Regions from separate parts of the Homo sapiens genome. Here region 1 is linked to region 2. The links are chromatin contacts, found by Hi-C or POLR2A ChIA-PET in ENCODE. All regions are on one chromosome and are shown on one strand. Each heading gives the region's core, a stretch centred on a gene start or an enhancer-like site at or near the end of the contact. The rest is flanking DNA. Distances are from core to core; before and after follow the strand shown. Region 1 overlaps RHBDL3 (rhomboid like 3). Region 2 holds the start of RHOT1 (ras homolog family member T1).

Region 1 (6,781 bases), core at 1,272-3,771, 170 kb after region 2:
AGTGAGCTGAGATTGCATCACTGCACTCCAGCCAGGGCAACAGAGTGAAGCCCTGTCTCAAAAAAAAGAAAGAAAGAAAGTTATGTGGTGTTTATTGACGATGAAAGAAAACTCATCGTCTCATTAAAAAGGCTGGTTTCTCTTTGTCAAGAGGCTACCTTTACTCAAATTAGTTCAGTGCTAAGCAGTTCAGAGATGCGTTGGGTCGACCCATATGAAATGGCCCTTTCTGGCTGGGCACAGTGGCTCACGCCTGTAATCCCAGCACTTTGGGAGGCCGAGGCGGGTGGATCACGAGGTCAGGAGTTCAAGACCAGCCTGACCAACATGGTGAAACCCCGTTTCTACTAAAAACACCAAAATTAGCCAGGTGTGGTGGTACGTGCCTATAATCCCAGCTACTCAGGAAGCTGAGGCAGTAGAATCACTTGAACCTAGGAGGCAGAGGTTGCAGTGAGCCGAGATCACACCATTGCACTCTAGCCTGGGTGACAGAGAGAGAGAGACCCTGTCTCAAAAAAAAATTGCCCTTTCTATGGGCCATCAGCATTTGAATATTGGCAAATTCATATCGTTCTACCTAATAGATATACTATTGTTTTCAGCTTCAAAATGAAGGTTTGGAGTGTGTGTGTGTGTGTGTGTGTGTGTGTGTGTGTGTGAGATACACAGTAAAGTACCTCATCAGAACTAAAAGTAGAAAAAGCATGGACTTGGGCTGGGCGCGGTGGCTCACGCCTGTAATCCCGGCACTTTGGGAGGGCGAGGCAGGCGGATCAACTGAGGTTGGGAGTTTGCGACCAGCCTGACCAACATGGAGAAACCCCGTCTCTACTAAAAATACAAAATTAGCTGGGTGTGGTGGTGCATACCTGTAATCCCAGCTACTCGGGAGGCTGAGGCAGGAGAATTGTTTGAACCCAGGAGGTGGAGGTTGTGGTGAGCCGAGATCACGCCATTGCACTCCAACCTGGGCAACAAGAGCGAAACTCTGTCTCAAAAAAGAAAAGAAAAAGCATGGACTTGAGAGAAAATCCACATTTGAGTACCAATGTCACCATCTTAATAGCTATGAGTCTATTACTCAACTTCTTGGAGCCCCAGTTGTCTCATCGGTAATCCCATCTTCACAAAACAGTTGTTTGGGAGATGAAAAAATGGACAAAATATTTCAACAAAAGATCTGGAATGCAAAAAGCCCTATAATCAAGACTTCTTTTTTTTTTTTTTTTTTTTTTTTTTTGAGACAGGGTTTCGCTGTGTCACCCAGGCTGGAGTGCAATGGGGTGATCTCGGGTCACCACAACCTCCACCTCCTGGGTTCAAGCGATCCTCTTGCCTCAGCCCCCCGAGTAGCTGGGACCACGGGCTCGTGCCACCATGCCTAGCTAACCATGTTGCCCAGGCTGGTCTCGAACTCCTGAACTCAAGTGATCCACCCACCTCAGCCTCCCAAAATGCTGGGATTACAGGCGTGAGCCACCATGCCCCGCCAAGACTTCTTATTTTAAACACTAGAAATATACAGATACACCTAATTGAATAATTTATTAATTGCCTCCTGCTGGCCAGAGTTCCATTTTTTAATCTACAAGATATTTACTTACACTTCGCTCTGTATGATTGATGTTTTCCCAAAATGTTTGAGGTCTGAATTTTCACAAACTGAACCACATTGTCAAAGCACAAGGGAAGATGGTTGCCTAACAGACACTAAAGATTTCTGTTATAAAGTTTACTTTATTGGCCGGGCGTGGTGGCTCATGCCTGTAATCCCTGCACTTTGGGAGGCCGAGGTGGGCAGATCACGAGGTCAGGAGATCAAGACCATCCTGGCTAATACGTGAAACCCCATATCTACTAAAAAATACAAAAAACTGGCTGGTGCGGTGGCTCATGCCTGTAATCTCAGCACTTTGGGAGGCTGAGGCAGGCGGATCACAAGGTCAGGAGTTCGAGACCAGCCTGGCCAATATGGTGAAACCCCATCTCAACTAAAAATACAAAAATTAGGTGGGCGTGGTGGCAGGTGCCTGTAGTCCCAGCTACTCAGAAGGCTGAGGCAGAAGAATCGCTTGAACTCGGGAGGCGGAGGTTGCAGTGAGCCAAGATCGTGCCACTGCACTCCAGCCTGGGCGACAGATAGAGACTCCGTCTAAAAAAAATATATATATAAAAAATTAGCCAGGCGTGGTGGCGGGCACCTGTGGTCCCAGCTACTCAGGATGCTGAGGCAGGAGAATGGCTTGAAACTGGGAGGCAGAGCTTGCAGTGAGCCGAGATCACACCACTGCACTTCAGCCTGGGCGACAGAGTCAGGCTCCATCTCAAAAAAAAAAAAAAAAAAAAGGTTTACTTTATTAAGGAAAAATATTTTTGTAGGACAAAGAATCAACTCCCTAATTTATCTGCGTCATACTTTCACATTCCCTGTGTTGGGTTTTCTTGAAGTCATTTCACAAGAAACCGTTTCTACCAGGGATAGATATAGAAAGCTGTATTGGAATGGAAGCTCCCTGCCTGGCTTTCAGCCTCTGCACTCTTAACCCGTTTGGGTGAGCAAGATGCTGAGGGGACTGGTTACCAACTTGTTCGCTGTGGGTGAGTACTATCTCACTCTTTGAGGCTCTGGGAGAATGAAATTAAAGGGCCTGCAAAAGGTTTGTATTCCCCAAAGATCTGCAGGCTTTCCAGCTTTTATAGCAGCAGCAGTGCTGGCTGCATGTGAGATTTTTTTTCTTCTCTCCCGTTGTTTCAGTGCACTGATTTTATTGGCGGGAATATTGGATTAGGGAAGTAAGGCAGCTGGTTGGAAGCGGGGACTCTCTAGTTTAACCCCTCGGCTGCTGGGAGGCAGGTCATATTTACTGGCGTTTTTTCGCTCCATTTGTGGGCAGCTGGGACAGACGGCCCAGGCACATGGAATGTGACCTCTGAAGTGTGGGTGGACAGAGCCCTGGACCAGGAGCCCAGTCAGCTCACCATTCACTCACTGTGACCTTGAACCAGCCCTCCTGAATCCTCAGTTTCTTCTTCCCTAAAGTGTGCGGCAGAGGGATGGACTGGATCAGCTTGGCAAGCTCCAGGGCTTTCAGGGTCCAGGCAGATGTTGTAAACTCATAAAGCGGGCCTGGGAGGTGCTGTGGCAAAACTGGAGTCATTCAGATTCAGATTTTTTCAAGCCACTCTGCAGGGCAAACTCCCCGTCTTTGTCTCAGGTCAAGATACTGTCACACATTTAGATGATGCCTACTGTGTGCCAGGCAGTGGTCTTAGTGCTTTACATATATTAATTCATTTCATTCTCACAACCACCTGATGAGGTGGGGAACTGAGATAAGGGGCAGTTGTTATCTCAAATTCACAAATGAAAATGACAGAGAAGAAGGAATTCTGAGCCACCCCACTGATGGCCAACCAGGCCAAAAATAAGGATGGCGCATTTAACATCTATCCCAGATAGGGCCCAGGAGGGGCATGGAGGCTGGAGACCTCAGATAAAGGAGAGAGCTGTCCATACATTCTAACTTACTTTGCCTGATATTATCACTCAGGACATAGTGAAAGAGACACTGTCTTCAGATAAGATATTCACTTAGGCCAGGCTTGGTGGCTCACGCCCTACAATCCCAGCACTTTGGGAGGCCGAGGAAGGTGAATTGCTCGAGCCCAGGAGTTCTGAACCAGCCTGGGCAACATAGGGAGACCCCATCTCTACAAAAATTTAAAAATTAGCCGGGTGTGGTACAGTGTGCCTACAGTCCCAGCTAGTTGGGAGGCTGAGGTGGGAGGATCACTTGAGCCCAGAAGGTCAAGGCTGCAGTGAGTCGTGATCATGCCACTTCACTCCAGCCTGGGCAATAGAGTAAGACCCTGTCTCAAAAGGAAAAAAAAGAAAAATAATAAGATATTTACTCAGAGGGGGCCGAGCACAAATGGCTCATGCCTGTAATCCCAGCACTTTTTGTTTTGTTGTTGTTTTGAGACAGAGTCTCACCCTTTGCCCAGGCTGGAGTACAGTGGCGCAATATCGTCTCACTGCAGCCTCCACCTCCCAGGTTCAAGCAATTCTTGTGCCTCAGCCTCCAGAGTAGCTGGGGTTACAGGCATGTACCACCACACCCAGCTAATTTTTTTATATGTTTAGTAGAGATGGGGTTTTGCTGTTTGCCAGGCTGGTCTTGAGCTCCTGGCCTCAAGTGATCCGCCTGCGTCAGCCTCCCAAAGTGCTGGGATTACAGGCCTGAGCCACCACACCTGGCCTGTTGTTTTTGAGAAAGGGTCTCACTCTGTTGTCCAGGCCAGAGTGTGCTGGTGCAATTTCAGCTCACTGCAACCTCCACCTCCTGGGCTCAAGCGATCATCCCACCTCAGCCTCCTGAGTAGCTGGCACTACAAGTGCACACCACCACGCCCAGCTAATTTTTTATAGAGGCAGGGTTTCGCCATGTTGCCCATGCTGGTCTCGAACTCTCAGGCTCAAGCATTCCTCCTGCCTTGGCCTCTCCCAAAGCACTGGGATTACAGGCGTGAGCACCTAGCCTGTAATCCCAGCACTTTGGGAGGCCGAGGCTGGAGGACCACTTGAGGCCAGGAGTTCAAGACCAACCTGACAACATAGTGAAGTTCCATATCTACAAAAAATAAAAAATTTAGCCAGGTGTGGTGGCACATGCCCATAATCCTAGCTACCTGGGAAGCTGGGGCAGGAGGATTACTTGAGCCCAGGAGTTTGAGGCTGCAGTGAGCTATGATTGCATTGCTGCATTCCAGCCTGGTTGGCAGAGTGAAACCCTGTCTCTTAAAAAGTCTTCTGTACTTTTGCTTTTAATTGTGATAAATGTACATACCATAAAATGTACCATCTTAAAGTATACAGTTACATTTTAAATGTACAGTTCAATGGCATTAAGTACATTCATACATTCACATTGTACAATCATCGCCATCTGTCTCCAGAACTCTTTTCATCTTACAAAACTGAAACTCTGTACCCACTAAACAATGACTCCCCACCCCCTCCTCCCTCCAGCCCCTGGCAACCACCATTCTACTTTCTGTCTCCATGAATTTAATTACTCTATACTTCATCTAAGTGGAATCATACAGTATTTAGCTTTCTGTGACTGCCTTATTTCACTTAGCGTAAGGTCCTCCAGGTTTATTCATGCTGTAACATGGGTCAGAATTCCCTCCCTTTTTTTTTTTTTTTTTTTTTTTTGAGACGAGTCTCACTCTGTCGTCCAGGCTGGAGTGCAGTGGTGTGATCTCGGCTCACTGCAAGCTCTGCCTCCCGAGTTCACGCCATTCACCTGCCTCAACCTCCAGAGTAGCTGGGACTACAGGCACCTGCCACCATGCCCAGCTAATTTTTTTGTATTTTTAGTAGAGACGGGATTTCACCATGTTAGCCAGGATGGTCTCGATCTCCTTTGACTTTCTGATCTGTCCGACTCGGCCTCCCAAAGTGCTGGGATTATAGGCGTGAGCCACCGCCTTTTAAAGGCTGAATTGTATTCCATTGTATGTATATATCAGCAGGTGACAACGTTATCCTGCCATCTGCTTCTTAGCTTGGAACATGAAGATTAGTGAAGATTAGACTTTCTACCTAAAAAGGGAAGGCAGGTGGCTCACCTCACCTTCTGTGAAGAAGGGGTGGCCGGTCAGTGAGGAAGAGTCAGGGAAGGGAGGAGGTGGGCAAGAAACCAAATATATAGACATATGTATGTATATTTCATGTATCCATCCATCCATAGACACTGGGGTGGCTTCCGTGTCTTGCCTATGGTGAATAATGCTGCTATGAACATGGGTATCGCTTTTTTTTATTTTTATTTTTTTTGAGACGGAGTCTGGCTCAAGTAATCCACCCGCCTCAGCCTCCCAAAGTGCTGGGATTACAGGCATGAGCCACCGCGCCCAGCCGGGTATCACCTTTAAGGGAGAATTGAAATCCATGGAGGGGACATTATAGGGAAGGAAAGCCTGGCAAACAACAGCAAGAAGAACCGTTAGGGGTGAGAGCCCTTCCCAGGGCTCCCAGGGAGACAGGGAGCACCCCATCACGTGGGCTGGAGGGCCATCTTGTTGGCTACTTGGCAGTGGGTGTCCGCCTTTGGGAAGAGATGTCCCATTAGATGATTCCCAAGTTTCCTCCCATCCTAGGGTTTCAGCTTGAAGAGGGGGCTGCGGTGCCCACCATCTGCTAACTGAGCCAGCTCAGATTGGGTCGCTAGATTCAGGGGAGGGCACTGACTCCTGTTTTCTTCCTCGTCTCCTGGCAAGGCTCCTCTGTGGGCAGACACCAGCAGATGACACCGATATCCTGCCATCTGCTTCCTAGCATGGAACATGTCGGCAAGCGAAGACAGGCTTTCCACCTAAAGCGGGACCGCAGGTGGCCCACACTTCACTTTCTGTGAAGAAGGGGTTGCTGGTCAGTGAGGAAGGATGGGGAGAAGGGAGGAGGTGGGCAAGAACTGAAGGCTGTGAGGATTTCCCCCTCTTTGGCATGTGCTCTGTGTCCTGCTTGCTTGACTGAAGTGTTCATAGATGTTAGTGTCCATGCCAGTGTTCAGGGCCTCTGTAAAGTTACACGGATGTTCCTGCAACCTCAAAGAAGTGCCACACGTGCCCCCGAGCTGGGCCTGGGCCAGGCAGCAAAGGCAGATTGGGTGGTGGGAGGAAACCAAAGTCCCCTGGTTGTGCCCTCCTTCCCTGGGGCTTATGTGTTCCAGGAAGATTCCGGGCTTATTTCTGTGCACGCGCACCTCTGTAT
Region 2 (6,395 bases), core at 186-2,685:
TGTAGTCCCAGCTACTCGGGAGGCTGAGGCAGGAGAATGGCGTGAACCCAGGAGGCGGAGCTTGCAGTGAGCCGAGATTGCGCCACTGCACTCCAGCCTGGGCGACAGAGCGAGACTCCGTCTCAAAACAAAACCAAAACAAAACAAAAAATCTGTGGATTACAACTTTTTAGTGACTTTTTAATATAATAATGATAGCTGAGATCAGTAGAGCACACGCTCTGAGTCTGGCACTGTACCAAATGCTTGACAAGTATTATAGTATTTATTACTCACAACCATCTCAAGAGGAAGGTATTATCATCATTATTTCCATGCTACAGAAGAAGGAACAGTGGCTGAGGGAAGTAAAAATAAAAGCACTTAGTCGAGATCACAGAGCTATTATGTGGAGCCTAGATTCAAACCCAGGAAATTTGCCAGCAACTCTTAACTGCTGCAAGAGACCACATGACTTCTCCTAGGAGAAAGGGAAGTTGGTATTACGCACATTTCATTCCCTTTAAGTGTTTATTGTGTAATATTTAAGATAGAAAAAATGTACATTATGCACAGATAGTGCTTCCTCATTAATTTATGTATTTTATATTTCCCACTGTGTGCCAAGTATTAGGGATGTGATATATATTCGCACGCGTATGTATATATATATATTTGCCATTGTGTACCAAACATTAAGCATGTAACAACAAATTCCTCCAGATGGAGAGGGTCACGAGAAAATTAAGGCAATGTTAGAAAAATCATCTAGAGTTTATTATCGAGTGCCACCTCCGTGTCTAGCATTACGCTGGGTAAGCCTGAGTAAAGAAGAGTGTCCGAAAACCCTGCCATAAAATAAACTACATAGACAGAAAAAAAGTCACTTAGTTTGGTTATAAAGAAAGGAGTCTTGTTCACACAGCGTAAAAACGAATCTTATAATCGTATTTTATAAGCATCAGAGGCAAAAGCAACTAGGGTGACGGGCTTTGGGGAGTGGAAAGCGCCGGATCCTGGGAGCCAGTCGCCCTACTCGATCAAGCATTTTCTGACGGCCCTATCCAATAACGTGGGGACGCAGCTGAAAACCATGCAAGCTGATCGCTGCCCTCCCGGAGTTTATGGTCTGGTGAGAAGATCCCTGCTCTGAGTCACTGCCAAGCTCTAGCTATGTGACTTTGAACAGGGAATTTCTGTCCCTATCTATAAAATAAACGGGGTTAAACCAGGGAATCCGCCATTCAAATTCCTGGCCCAAGTGTCTCCGGGGTCGCGGTGCCCAAAGGAGGGTGGGCGAGGCTCCCTGGGCCTGCGCTGCGGCGGCCTGACAGCGGGAGCGCTGTTCCGGCGCAGAGCGCGTTCGCGTTCCGAAAGCGCGTGTCCCTCGCCGCGTGCCGTCGTCCCCGCCGCCGCCGCCGCCGCCGCCGCCGCCGCCGCCGCCGCCGCCGCCGCCACAGCCCGCTGGGCCGGAGGAGGCGGAGCTGGCGCTGTCCCGGCTCTCTTGCGGGGAAGCAACTGAGGGGGCGGCGCGGCGGGCCCCGGCGGCCGAAGAGGCTGGCAGGTGGCGCCGTGGGGTGGGTGCTCCTGGTGAGAGGAGTCCACTCCGTGCGTGCGGGCGGAGGCCGGCCCCCGAGAGCCGCCGACATGAAGAAAGACGTGCGGATCCTGCTGGTGGGAGAACGTGAGTCCGCACCCTCTGGCCGGCCCCTGAGTCCCTGCCCTCCCTGCCCCTGCAGCCCCTGTCGCCCCTGTCGCCCCTGCAGCCCCAACCTTTGCAGCCCCGGCCCTTCTCGCGCCTCACAGCTCCGCTCGCCTTTCTCCGCGTTCCTAGGCCTTCCAGCCCCTTCACTCTTCTCTTTTGGCTGGCCGCCGGCGGCCCTCACCCTGTCACCTCACCTGGGCCCTCCAGAGATCTCCTTTCCCTGTTCCCCAGCCGTCCTCCCAAGCCATGTCCCTATTAGCCCTAACCGCCCGACCTCATCCCTCCGAAGCTTCTCTCCTCCTTTTCCTCTTCGAACCCTGTCCTTCTGGGCCTCACAGTTTCCCAGGCCGCCTCCTTTCAGACCTTCTTGTCTTCTGGAGATTCCCTTATCACTGCCAGGCAGGTGCTGGAATAAGCAGACTGACCAATAGGGATTGCGTGAACCGGCTCCCGGGGAAGCTGGGGGAGGGGTGCAGAACTATTCGACTTGTGGGCAAGGTCAGGTTTCTGCATTTTTTTGGCACTCGCAGTCTTCACTCTCTCTATGTATTGACATTAAGATATGAGTAGTGGAAAGGGCCGGATCCTTTTTAGCAGTACTTGTACTTTGCATTGGACTAACTCCTCGTACTCGAGATATTTCATCAAAAATTTTTACTCAACTTCGAGTTATGCAAGCGCTCAATGAATTAGAATTATCTGGGGAGGGTCCAATTGTTGTTACCCTAAAGCGTAATCTTTGCCCTCTTTTTAAGCATTATTTATTCCATAGTTACTTCGTAGTTAACTTATTAATAACCACAGGCACACAGACATTTGATATCTCCCCCCACCCAGAAATTTCATACATTTCACCTTTTGAAAATATAATAAAGGAGAGTTCCCTCTGTTCACTGACATGAGGACGCAACAGCGGGGACTTCTTGATTTCACTCTGCAAGTTATGTAACTCAGTTGCTAGGACTAAAATAAGAAAGTGGGCCAGGGATAACTGGATTGTTTGTTTTAAAGAGTTAATACATTCGTTAATAGTCTGCCATTGCTGTTTCGAAGCATTCTGTTTTAAACCATTATTTCATTCTTGGTAACCCCTCAGGGTCACCGTGATGGAATCCCAAGGAAGAAAGTTAACACGTTTTTACCCTCTTCTGTAGTGTTCTTTGAGTTCATTGAAATTTCATCCACCTGCTGTTTGGAGAAATCTTCCTTTAGAATTAGAATTTAGGAGTAAGCTTAGCCAGCCATAGTTTACTTTTTGATTTGCAGTTGTAAATTTTTATTTTTATTTATAACTATATCTTAATCTGTATTTTTCATGGACTTCCTTGACAAGGTTCAGGAAGGTGTTATTTAACATATAATTCATGCTTATGCTTTTGGAGCAAGGTAGGGAAAGTGAGTAGACGACTTGCTTAAAAAACTGATCCTTAAATATATGATGAAATAGTTTGTTGTTGTTGTTGTTTTGAGACAGAGTCTCGCTCTGTCACCGAGGCTGGAGTGCAGTGCCTGGGATTACAGGCACTGTGGCTCATGCCTGTAATCCCAGCACTTTGGGAGGCCAAGGCAGGCAGATCACTTGAGGTCAGGAGTTCGAGACGAGCCTGGCCAACATGGTGAAACCCCGTCTCTACTAAAAATACGAAAATTAGCCGGGTGTGGTGGCACACACCTGTAGTCCCAGCTACTCTGGAGGCTGAAGCAGGAGAATCACTTGAACCCTGGAGGAGGAGGTTGCAGTGAGCTGAGACATGCCAGCCTGGGCAGCAGAGCAAGACTCTGTCTGAAAAAAAACCTTTAATAATGCTCCCACACAGCTGGGTGAGGTGGCTTATACCTGTATTCCAAGCACTCTGGGAGGCTGAGGCAGGAGGATCACTTGAGGCCAAGGAGTTTGAGACCAACCTGGGCAATGTAGTGAGATCCTGTCTCTACAAAAAATTTAAATATTAATGGCTGGGCACAGTGGCTCACTCCTGTAATCCCAGCACTTTGGGAGGCTGAGGCAGGAGGATTGCTTGAACGCAGGAGTTTGAGACCAGCCTGGGCAACATAGTGAGACCCCGCCTCAAAAAAAAAAAACCACAACACTATTAGCTAGGCATGGTGGTGTGCACCTGTAGTCCTAGCTACTGGGGAGGCTGAGATGAGAGAATTGCTTGAACCCAGAAAATCGAGGTTGCAGTGAGCCATGATCACACCACTGCACTTCAGCCCAGGTGACAGAGCAAGACTGTCTCTTAAAGAAAAAATTAATTTTTAATGGCTGGGCACAGTAGCTCATGCCTGTAACCCCAACACTTTGGGAGGCCAAAGTGGGCAGATCACCTGAGGTCAGGAGTTTGAGACCAGGAAACTGACCAACATGACGAAACCCAGTCTCTACTAACAATACAATAATTAGTCAGCTGTGGCAGCACGCACCTGTAATCCCAGCTACTCAGGAGGCTAAGGCAGGAGAATGGCTTTCACCCAGGAGATGGAGGTCGCAGTGAGCTGAGATCACACCACTGCATTCCAACCTGGGGGACAGAGTGAGACTCTGTCTCAAAAAATATATATATATATTGATAATAGTAAACAGGATAGTTTTCATTTTAATGGAGTCTTCTTTTTAAATTAAATTGAGATATATTTGTTTTCTACTAGTTAAGTTCCTTAAGAAAATGGAACTGTTATCTTCTTTTAAAATGAATCTGGCAGATCTTTAACTGGTTTGTCTAACTCTGATTATCATGGCAACCTCTGCCAAACTACTTCAAAATTCCACTGGCTTTGGCCTTGACTTTTGCAATATCTCCCTTAACCAGTCTTTCTGCTCCTGCTTTCCTCCATTTTCCGTGGAGCAGGCAGATTCATTTTTATTTTTTTATTTTTAATTTTTTTACCCTGAAGTATAGATTCAAGCTGTCCTGAATATATACAGATTCATATTTAGAAAATATCTCAGATTCTGCTATGCACCTTAAAAATCATCTAATGAGCCAGGTGTGGTGGCTCATGCCTATTATCTCAGCACTTTGGGAGGCCGAGGCAGGTGGATCACTTGAGGTCAGGAGTTCGAGACCAGCCTGGGCAACATGACGAACCCTCATCTCTACAAAAAATACAAAAAATTAGCTGGGTGAAGTGGCGTGCACCTGCAGTTCCAGCTACTTGAGAGGCTGAGGTGGGAGAATCACCTGAGCCCAGGAGTTCGGGGCTGCTGTGGGTCATGACTGCACCCCTGCACTCCAGCCTGGTTGACAGGGTGAGAATCTGTCTCAGAAAATAGATGTATATCATCCAGTGATTTCTACTTTCACTTAGAATAAAGTCCAAACTTTTTAATGCAGTCCTGTAAGGCCCTCCACAATCTAGCCCTTACTTCCCTTTTATGCTACTCTCTCCTTCATTGCTCTCTCTATAAGAAGGCTCTGACCTGGGCATTATCCCCATAACCATGTATATTTGTACATTTTTTGTCCTGTCTCTTGGGCTAGAAAAGAATCATCATGAAGGCAGGGGATTTGTCTTCCTTCTTGCTGTATCCCCAGTGGCTAGAACAGACCTGGCACAAAAGAGGCACTCAGGTATTTCTTAAAAGAATGAATGAGTTCAAGCTAGTTCAGTTTGTTTAGACTTTCCTTGTTTTCCAAACCACTCCTCTTTGTCATAAAAATTTGATCATTTTTCTGTATTATTATTATTATTATTTTTATTTTATTTTTTTTGAGATGGAGTCTCGCTTTGTCGCCCAGGCTGGAGTGCAGTGGCGCGATCTCGGCTCACTGCAAGCTCCACCTCCCAGGTTCAGGCCAGTCTCCTGCCTCAGTCTCCCGAGTAGCTGGGACTACAGGTGCCCACCACCACGCCCGGCTAATTTTTTTTTTTTTTTTTTTGTATTTTTAGTAGAGATGGGGTTTCACCATGTTAGGCAGGATGGTCTCGATCTCCTGACTTCATGATCTGCCTTCCTCGGCCTCCCAAAGTGCTGGGATTACAGGAGTGAGCCACCGCGCCCGGCCTATTATTATTTTTTTGAGACAGGGTCTTGCTCTGTCGCCCAGGCTGGAGTACAGTGGTGCCATCTTGGCTCACTGTAACCTCAGCCTCCCAAGTAGCTGGGATGACAGGCATGCACCACCATGTCTGGCTAATTTTTGTAAATTTTTTTTTTTTTTTTTTTTTTTTTTAGTAGAGAGGGTTTCACTGTGTTGGCCAGGCTGGTCTGGAACTGCTGACCTCAAGTGATCCACCCACCTCGGCCTCCCAAATACTGGGATTATAGGTGTGAACCACCATGCCTGGCCTGCTCTTTTTTTATTTTTTTGAGGCAGAGTCTCACCCTGTCACCCAGGCTGCAGTGCAGTGGCACAATCTCGGCTCGTTACAGCATCAGCCTCTCAGGTTCAAGCGATTCTCCTGCCTCAGCCTCCCAAGTAACTGGGATTACAGGCGCATACCACCACGCCTGGCTAATTTTTGTATTTTTAGTAGAGACAGGGTTTCACCATGTTGGCCAGGCTGGTTTTGAACTCCTGACCTCAAATGATCCACCCACCTTGGCCTCCTGAAGTGCTGGGATCACAGTCATGCACCACTATGCCTGGCCTAAGATCATTTTAAAACCATATTGCTAATCCCAGCACTTGAGAGGTTAAGGCGGGAGACTTGCTTGACCCCAGGAGTTTGAGATTGGCCTGGGCAACATAGTGAGACCCTGCCTCTA

What was found. Hi-C counts contacts between places; a loop is a spot of excess contacts on that map. ChIA-PET counts read pairs that join two places held with the same protein, here RNA polymerase II (POLR2A). Pooled maps may share reads with other maps.
Region 1: a loop to region 2 is called in a map of CD14-positive monocyte, with 2.8 times the contacts of the local background. The contact joins the enhancer-like site here to the promoter of RHOT1 in region 2. A Hi-C loop is called at or near these places in 2 of 168 maps with a recorded cell type or tissue (CD14-positive monocyte and MCF 10A), 8 of 37 single-sample maps with no recorded cell type and 10 of 50 pooled maps. POLR2A ChIA-PET finds 5 or more read pairs at or near these places in 4 of 52 experiments (AG04450, GM12878, activated CD4-positive, alpha-beta T cell and 1 more).

What each region holds. Positions count from the first base shown.
Region 1 is chr17:32,308,555-32,315,335 of GRCh38, forward strand. The region is part of intron 7 of RHBDL3 (rhomboid like 3); the gene reads left to right. Among named protein-coding and RNA genes, the nearest start is that of C17orf75, 30 kb to the right of the region's middle. Within about 2 kb of position 2,522, at least 2 of the 41 ENCODE cell types and tissues checked have a DNase peak (open chromatin) inside an H3K27ac peak, as active enhancers do.
Region 2 is chr17:32,141,067-32,147,461 of GRCh38, forward strand. RHOT1 (ras homolog family member T1) reads left to right here and starts at 1,436. Exons shown (of 20, transcript NM_001033566.3): 1 at 1,436-1,663. The coding sequence starts at 1,627. LOC105371730 (a long non-coding RNA gene) reads right to left here and starts at 2,069. Exons shown (of 2, transcript NR_136413.1): 1 at 1,959-2,069; 2 at 160-1,647. RefSeq lists an enhancer at 767-936 and silencers at 1,397-1,626, 1,657-1,716.